Linked DNA regions of Homo sapiens: region 1 is linked to region 2. A link is a contact called in ENCODE Hi-C data. All regions are on one chromosome and are shown on one strand. Each heading gives the region's core, a stretch centred on a gene start or an enhancer-like site at or near the end of the contact. The rest is flanking DNA. Distances are from core to core; before and after follow the strand shown. Region 1 overlaps LOC105375508 (a long non-coding RNA gene). Region 2 has its middle 50 kb from the start of MIR183.

Evidence for each region. A loop is a pair of places that touch in the nucleus more often than their neighbours do. Pooled maps may share reads with other maps.
Region 1: a loop to region 2 is called in a map of naive thymus-derived CD4-positive, alpha-beta T cell, with 5 times the contacts of the local background. The contact joins two enhancer-like sites. A Hi-C loop is called at or near these places in 2 of 168 maps with a recorded cell type or tissue (K562 and naive thymus-derived CD4-positive, alpha-beta T cell) and 9 of 50 pooled maps.

The regions. Positions count from the first base shown.
Region 1 is chr7:130,835,700-130,840,156 of GRCh38, forward strand. The region is part of intron 3 of LOC105375508 (a long non-coding RNA gene); the gene reads left to right. It also overlaps the pseudogene LOC100133252. Among named protein-coding and RNA genes, the nearest start is that of MIR29A, 39 kb to the right of the region's middle. Within about 2 kb of position 3,137, at least 4 of the 41 ENCODE cell types and tissues checked have a DNase peak (open chromatin) inside an H3K27ac peak, as active enhancers do.
Region 2 is chr7:129,823,136-129,827,250 of GRCh38, forward strand. No RefSeq gene overlaps it. Among named protein-coding and RNA genes, the nearest start is that of MIR183, 50 kb to the left of the region's middle. RefSeq lists silencers at 2,072-2,121, 2,192-2,271, 2,572-2,921 and an enhancer at 3,242-3,291. Within about 2 kb of position 2,281, at least 24 of the 41 ENCODE cell types and tissues checked have a DNase peak (open chromatin) inside an H3K27ac peak, as active enhancers do.

The DNA of each region.
Region 1 (4,457 bases), core at 1,887-4,386, 1.0 Mb after region 2:
CCTCTCTAGTAGTTCATCTAACATATGCACGTGGATGTCAAATGGATTTGAAAGCTAAGACAGCAAAAATTAACTTCCTTCCCTCTCTGCAAGCCTGTTCTCATTTGCCCCCATTTCAGTAAACAGCCTCATCAAATAGTAGCTCAACTGAGAGACATAAGGGTCACCTGTGATCCCTCAATTGCCTTCTGCCAGGTGCACCTGCAAAACACATTCCCCAAATTTTACTTATTTTTTGCCTGCTACCACTGAAGTTCAAGGCACCATCATCTCTCACCAGTACCCGCTTTCTAAGTGGGCTCCATGGTTCCATGCTTGGCCTCCCCAACACATCCTCCAAGCAAGAATTACCCACCTTTAAAATGTGATCTGTATCACATCATCCTCTGAACTGAACCCACCAGTGGCTGCCTAGGAGTAAACTCCAGATTCTTCACCACAGTCTACAGTGTGTACTTGCTGTGGTCCCTGCCAACCTCTCTGATCACATGTTTTATTTTTCTCTTCTTTTCTTACTACTCTCTTCACTGGCATTCTTTTTGTCCCTCAAAATTCATTCCCACTGCAGGGTCTTAGTATTCAGCAGTTTCTTCTGTCGGAAATACTCTTTCTTCAACTCTTCCCGTGATTAACTCCTTTTTTCTTTAACCAAGTCTCATCTTAAATGTTGCCTGCCTTCCCTGAACCCACCTCTTCCTGACATTCTCCTTATCATCAGGAAAGGCAGGGTAATGCTGTGGTAACAGATTGCAGTGGCTTAAAACAACAAAGGTTTACTTCTTGCTCACTGTACATTGCAGGTTGCAGGTTGGCTGAGGACCCCAATCCATGCTGTCCTCACTGTGGGCTGAGGGAACAGCTGCTATCTGGAACAATGCCAGTCACCATGTCAGGGGAAAAGAAGGCTCTGGAGGGCGCAGCAAAGGCAACCAAATGCTTGGCTTGGAAATGACATGCATCATTTCTTTTCTTTTCTTTCTTTTTTTTTTTTGTCTCTGTCGCCCAGGCTGGAGTGCAGTGGTGCGATCTCGGCTCACTGCAACCTCCTCCTGGGCTCAAGCGATTCTCCTGCCTCAGCCTCCTGTGTAACTGGGATTATTGGTGCCCGCCACCACACCTGGCTAATTTTTGTATTTTTAGTAGAGAGGGGGTTTTGCCTTGTTGGCCAGACTGGTCTCCAACTCTTAGCCTCAAATGATCCACCTGCCTTGGCCTCCCAAAGTGCTGGGATTATAGGCATGAGCCACCGTGCCCAGCTAACACACATCACCTCTGATCGCAAGTTATTGGCCAGACTAGTTACATGGCCCTACCCAGCCACAGAGGGCCACAAGAAATAATCATATAGCTGCCCAGAAGATAACCAGCTCTAATGGCTATCACAGATTTTACACTTAAAAAAAAATTTTTTTTTGAGAAAGGGTCTCACTCTGTTGCCCAGACTGGGGTGCAGTGGCGTGATCTCGGCTCACTGCAGCTTGGAACTCCTGGGTTCAAGCAATTCTCATGTCTCAGCCTCCCAGGTAGCTGGGACTACAGGCGCATGCCACCACACCCAGCTAATTTTTGTATTTTCTGTAGAGACAGGGTTTTGCCATGGTGGTCAGGCTGGTCTTGAACTCCTGGGCTCAAGTGATCCGCCCACCTTGGCTTCCCAAAGTGTTGGGATTACAGGCGTGAACCACTGCTCTGGGGCCTCCATCACACTTCTTATATTATTCTGTTTATACAATGTTTTTCTACATGAGAGATAAATTCTATGTAACCATCATCCAGGTTAATAAATAAAATAATTCCAAGGTCTTAGAAGCCTCTCCTTAATGTGCCCTTCCCTCTGTCAAGGAGCTCACCACCATCCTAACTTTGGGGTTAATAAGAGCAATGCTTTTAGTTACAGTTTTACCACCAAAGCATGTATTTTTTTGTTCAGTTTGAGCTATTTTGGACTTATATAAGTGTCAGTATTTTAATTTGTTTCTTTGAATGAATGCAGTGTTTATAAGGTTTATCTATATAGATGAATGTAGCTATTTTTTAATGTATCTATTTTGCCAGGCATGCACCTGTAATCCCAGCTACTCAGGAGACTGAGGCGGGAGGATTGCTTGAGCCCAGGAGTTCAAGACCAGCCTAGGCAATATAGTGAGACCCACTCAATCAAGTAATCAGTCAGTTATTTTTGATAAATAATACATGTATCAATGTTAATGTTAAGGTATATTTGTGTTGTTTTCAGTTTTAGGCTTTTGGAAACAATGCTTCTGTAAATATCCTAGTACCTGTCTCATGGGTGTGAAGTTGCTGAATCGTAGGATGCATGCATGTTCGTCTCTGCTAGATCATGTGACATTGTTTTCAAAAATGATTTAAAATGCGCTCCCAACACTGTGAGTTCCAGCTGCTCCATATGTTTACCAGTGCTTGGTATTGTTGTACATTTTTTTTTTGTTTTGAGACGGAGTCTTGCTCTGTCGCCCAGGCTGGAGTGTAGTGGCGCGATCTCAGCTCACTGCAAGCTCCACCTCCCGGGTTCACGCCATTCTCCTGCCTCAACCTCCCGAGTAGCTGGGACTACAGGCATCTGCCAACTCGCCCAGCTAATTTTTTTTTTTTTGTATTTTTAGTAGAGACAGGGTTTCACCGTGTTAGCCAGGATGGTCTCAATCTCCTGACCTCGTGATCTGCCCACCTCGGCCTCCCAAAATGCTGGGATTACAGGCGTGAGCCACTGCGCCCGGCCTGTTGTACTTTTTAATTTTTGCCAATCTGGTGGGTGTATGATGGTCTCATTTTGTTGTTGCTTTGATAACTAATGAAGTTGACCACCTTTACATATGTTTTTTGTTTATTTCTTTAGTTAGGGTATTCAGTTTATACTTACTGCCCCAGCATAATTATTAAAATGGTCCCCCTTTCATTCTCTAACATGTCTTGGTTTGGACAACACATTGTACGGCACCCTAACCTTAGTGGGGTCCCTCCGCTAACATGGAAATTTCCTTCTTGCTCGTTAGTGTTTAGGATGATGTGGTCTGGCATCTCTGAGGAAAGAAAAAAAAATGGGATAAATACAGAAGATTGAGTAAAAACCAGATGAGAGGGAAACCAAACTCATTAACTGGGATTACTCAGTCTGACTCAGGATGACCATTTCCAAAATAATGTGTGATGGAGCTTTCAAATGGGTACAAAGCAGATGAGTTTGAGCAACATAATCCAGCAGTAAAAGTGAAAGAATTTGTTTACCCATTTCTCAGAAATGACTCAAGGCACGATCATTATTTGAAAGCTGGTCACAGTGTCTGCTGCAACCACTCACTCCCCTTTCAGTCTGTAACAAATCTCTTAAAAGCTGACATGTGAAACCAATAGTATGTTTCTTACCTTGAGATCATCTTGTGAAGTTTCTTACTCTATTTTTTAAAATGTGTTTGTTAGATTTTATTTTCTAAGTAATATTGATTAAAAATATTTATACACCTACTTTTAAGTCCACAGTTTAGCACTCTTATTTGTATGGCTTTAAAAGTTATAGCACAGGGTCTTTACATTAAGGACTGGGGGAAAAGATTCCATTCAAAACAAAGCCTGATAATTATAGACATGTTTTTCTCTGTACTTTATTTTAAATACATTAATTTTTAAACAATGCTCATCTTTTTTTTTATCTGGTGGTAAAATACTAGTGCAACTTTTCATCAAAAGAAAGTTGACCACAGATGTAAATGAATTTTCCCAATTGAAAATTGCCCTTCAGCTGCCACTAAATAAAATTTCTCAACCTAACTTAAGTGAAAAGAACTGGTGGTTGTCATTATAAGTAAAAATATAAAGTATCATAGCATTGTCTACATTGCTCCTTACAATACAAACTTTGAAAGAACCAGAGATGCTTTATAGGAGTTTAGTCGGTTTTGAAAAGGCACGTGTGTGTGTGTGTTTTAATATTCTAAAAATTTTCCCACCACCACTCTTTGTGTTGCAGAGACAGCATCGGTGACTACAGGGCTAGACAAGAACATTTGTTCAGACTAAAGAAAGCCAGAAGCCAAAATTCAGCTGCACAGTAACAATGTACTTTTCATCATGCAGCCTTGTGTTTCCTATATATTTGATTTTCTACTATGCATTAGAATACATAAACTTGTATTCTAATGATTTAAGTTTGATTTCACAATATGGAAAAAATTTGAGGAAGAACATGACCTGGGAAAGAGAAAAGGGAGAACTTTTACCACAATGAACATAGATACATTCGTACCCCACTATATGATAAGAATATAATCCATTTAAGTTACAGAAAAGATCTCTTCAGTTATGGGAAAGATCCCTCTGCTGTGGCATTAAGTTTGGGGAGGGGAATTGACTTGTTCCAACAGAAACAGAAACAACAGGAAATAGCTTAACTTTGGTCCACTTGTCTGTTAGCTGAACGACAGTCATACTGCCTATAATCG
Region 2 (4,115 bases), core at 1,031-3,530:
TTTATCACAAAACACAATACCTTTCTCACCTATAGAAAAATAATCACCAGGTGTGGCGGCTCACGCCTGTAATCCTAACACTTTGGGAGGCCAAGGCAGGAGGATGGCTTGAGCTCAGGAGTTTGAGACCAGTCTGGGCAACAGGGTGAGACCTCACATCTAAAAAAACCCCAAATAATTACCTGGGCATGGTGGCGTGCGCCTGTGGTCCCAGTTACTTGGGAGGCTGAGGTGGGAGGATCACTTGAGCCACGGAGATTGAGGCTGCAGTGAGCTATGGTTGTGCCACTGCACTCCAGCCTGGGCAATGGAGTGAGATCCTTTCTAAAAAAAAAAAAATCATAATTTATTCATATCATAACATACTACTTATTGTTTAAATTTCCCCAATTGTCTCACAATTTTTTAAAGAGCTGACTTGTTCTAATAAGTTCCAAAAATGCAAGGTCCACGTTACACTAGAACCCCAATTTTATTCAAGGGGGCAATGTGCCCAGGTGAAGAAGTATATTTCCCAACTTCCCCTAAGCAGGGTGTGGGCCTGTGGCTCAGTTTTGCCCATGAGGTTTAAGTGGAAGCGTGGAGGAGGCTTCCAAGACTCCTTAAAAGGAACTGTCAGGCCGTGTGTGGTGGCTCACGCCTGTAATCCCAGCACTTTTGGAGGCCGAGGTGGGTGGATCACTTGAGATCAGGAGTTCAAGATCAGCCTGGCCAACATGGTGAAACCCTGTCTCTACTAAACATACAAAAATTAGCTGAGTGTGGTGGTGGGCGCCTGTAATCCCAGCTACTCTGGAGGCTGAGGCTGGAGAATCGCTTGAACCTGGGAGGTGGAGGTTGCAGTGAGCCAAGATCGCACCACTGCACTCCAGCTTGGATGACAGATGAGACCCTGTCTCAAAAAAAAAAAAAAAAAAAAAAAAAAAAAAAAGGAGCTGTCGGCTGAGAGATGAGCACCTTTTCTCTGGAGCTCCAGCCACTGTATTGAACCATGAGGTGGCCTTCCAAATGGAAGTCAAAGCTAGAATGACAGACAGAAAGAATAGGAAACGAATTTCCCATTCTATTCTTATTTCCAGTCTTTATTATAGAATCATTTAAGATTAGGTTTAGTTGTAATAAGTAGAAAATTAAAAAATTTATAGCAGTGCCTTAAATATGCTACAAATTATTATTATTATTTTTTGAGACAGGGTCACGTTCTGCAGCCCAGACTGGAGTGTAATGTCACAATCTTGGCTCACTGCAGCCTTAACCTCCTGGGCTCAAGTGGCTCTCACACCTTAGCCTCTCTTGTGGTTGGGACCACAGACGTGTGCCATCACGCTGGGCTGATTTTTACATTTTTTGTAGAGACGGGTCTCCCTATGTTGCTCAAGCTGGTCTGGAACTCCTGGGCTCAAGTGATCCTCCTGCCTCGGCCTCCTAAAGTGTTGGGATTACAGGCGTGAGCCACTGTGCCCGGCCTATTTTTCTATCTCACATAAAACTAGTTAAGAGATAAGCAGTATGGGGAAAATACAGTGGTTCCAAAAAACCACAGACTATTAGGTATCTATTGCTGCATAATGGATTACACCCAAAACTTAGAACCTTAAAGCAGCAAACCCGCATTCCCATCTATTTCCCAGTTTCCAAGGGTCAGGAGCCCGGGAAGCTGCTCTCAGGCTGCTGCGGCTCAGGATCGCTGATGAGGCCTGCCGCAGCCATTCTCAGCTGCACCGGGTCCGGGCATCCACAGCCGGCTCACGCGCTGGTGGTCGCCAAGCCTCAGCTCTTGCTGGCTGTTGGTTCAGGGCTTCGGTTCCCAGCCAGGTGGGGCTCTCCAAAGGAGAGGGCAGCTCAAAACAACCCGCTGGCTTCCCCCAGAGCAAGTGATAGGAGACAGGAAGAGGGAGCTAGAGAGAGCCCTGAAGGTGGACGTCGCAGTCTTCACTCAATCAATCTCCGCAGGGAACGCCCTGCAGGCCCAGGTATCCTTCCGGTCCCTTCCTCCTGCCCCTGTGCTCCAGATCCCCCAGGCTCCAGCCCTGCAGCCCGAGCCCCACCCACTATCCTCGCCTCCCGCCCTGCCGCTCGGCCCTCCCGCTTCAGGTCTCTGTCTCTCCCTTTCTCCCTTCCCCTCTCTCTGTATCCTTTACTTTGTGCCTCTGATGCCTGACCTGGCCCCAAGCCAGCACCCCACCATCCCACCCTCTTCCCACCCTGCCCCCCGGCCACGTGCCCCCGGGCCAGCCAGAACGCTGACCCCTCCCCCTGAGTCCACTCCCCGCTCCCCGCTCCCCGCACAGCCCGGGCCACGCCCTACCCGGGTGCCCTCCCTTTACCCAGCTCCTTCCCATCCAGCCGGGTCCTGATCCAGCCCCCTGCTCCAGGATGCCCCCTCCTAGCGGTGTGTGAGGCTTTCATGACCCTTCTTCCTCCTTTCCCGACAGATCAGCGGGGGAGGTGGGCTGAGCCGCCCCTCTCGTCGTCACCCCTGCCTTGGCCGCCCAGCCGTGCTGGGAGAGTTTGGTGGCCGTGGCTGGCACTGCGGCAGTGCCCATGTCAGCTCTGGCGCCTCTACCGAACTCCCTGTTTTGGGGGCTCTTTCCCTACCAGGGTCACGTCGATGAGGAATCTACGTCCCTCCCAGCCCGGTTCCCACCTCTCAGGTGGGGCAGATGCCAGAGGCCTCCCGGGTCCACGCCCGCGGGCCACTTGGACCGCCCTGCCCCGGCCAACCCCGCCCCACCCAGACTCCCGCCCGCGAGCGGGTGCCGAAGCACGAAGCACGTACGCCCCCTGGTGGCCGTGGCGGGGACTGCCGCGCGGACTCCGCAGCCCCGCCCCACCCCGCCCGCCCAGCCCAATCCCACCCGCTCCGCCCTGCTCGCCCCTGCCTGCTCACCTACTGGGCTGCGCTGTCCACGCCTGGAGCCCGGGCAGCTTCAGTTCCGCGGAGGACAGGTGTAACCCACAGAGTGATTCCTTTACCGGGGCCTGCTAGGCTCCGGCCCACGAGGCAGGACTGGCGGCGTTCTCACGTCCTGGAAGTCAAGGCCCCAAGGGGACCGAGGCGCTGCCCAGGCTCCCCTGACTGCCAGCTCCGGCCTGGCCACCCAGTCCGCCCCCAGGGACCGGACTGGGTGCGCCGTCCACCCTTCCAGTACCTGGAACATTCTCCGCGGATTGGGAGGTTCTGGGTTCTGCCCTAGATTCCCAAGCAAAGTTGCTCCTTTGCTCTTGTCACTTGCCAGCTTCGTGGTTTTTGTTTTTTGTTTTTGAGACGGAGTCTCGCTTTGTCGCCCAGCCTGGAGTGCTGTGGCGCAATCTCGGCTCACTGCAACCTCTACCTCCCCAGGTTCAGGCGATTCTCCTGACTCAGCCTAGCTGGGATTACAGATGTGTGCAACCATGCCCGCATAATTTTTGTATTTTTAGTAGAGACGAGGTTTCACCATGTTGGCCAGGCTGGTCTCGAACTCCTGACCTCAAGTGATCCACCTGTCTCGGCCTCCCGAAGTGCTGGGATTATAGGCGTGAGCCACCGCGCCAGGCCTGCTTCTCTAAAGATCCCTGCAGCACGGAGAGGCTGCTAGGGCCCGTGCTTCTGAATAGGTAGCCAGCTGTGGCTATTGATTATCACATTTTTCGTGGTATATAATTTTAATTAATTTTTAATTTTAAAACAAGTGTAAATTGTTCTGCAAAACAACTTTGTTTTGTAGGACTATGCGGCACTTTAAATATTGAAAGTGTAGCGTCCAAATTGAGATGTGCTTTGTGAAATACCCCCTGGATTTCAGAGTTAGCACAAAAATAACGAATCGAAACTATCTCATTCCTTTACTGTGAATTACATGCTGAAATTTTTGTTTGTTTTTTGAAACAGAGTCTCACTCTATTGCCCAGGCTGGAGTGCAGTGGCGTCATCTCGGCTCACTGCAATTTCTGCCTCCCAGGTTCAACTGGTTCTCCTGCCTCAGCCCCCTAAGTAGCTGAAATTACAGGTGCCTGCCACCATGCCCGGCTAATTTTTGTATTTTTAGTAGAGTCGGGGTTTCACCATGTTGGCCAGGATGATCTCTATCTCCTGACCTCAGGTGATCCACCCGCCTCAGCCTCCCAAAGTG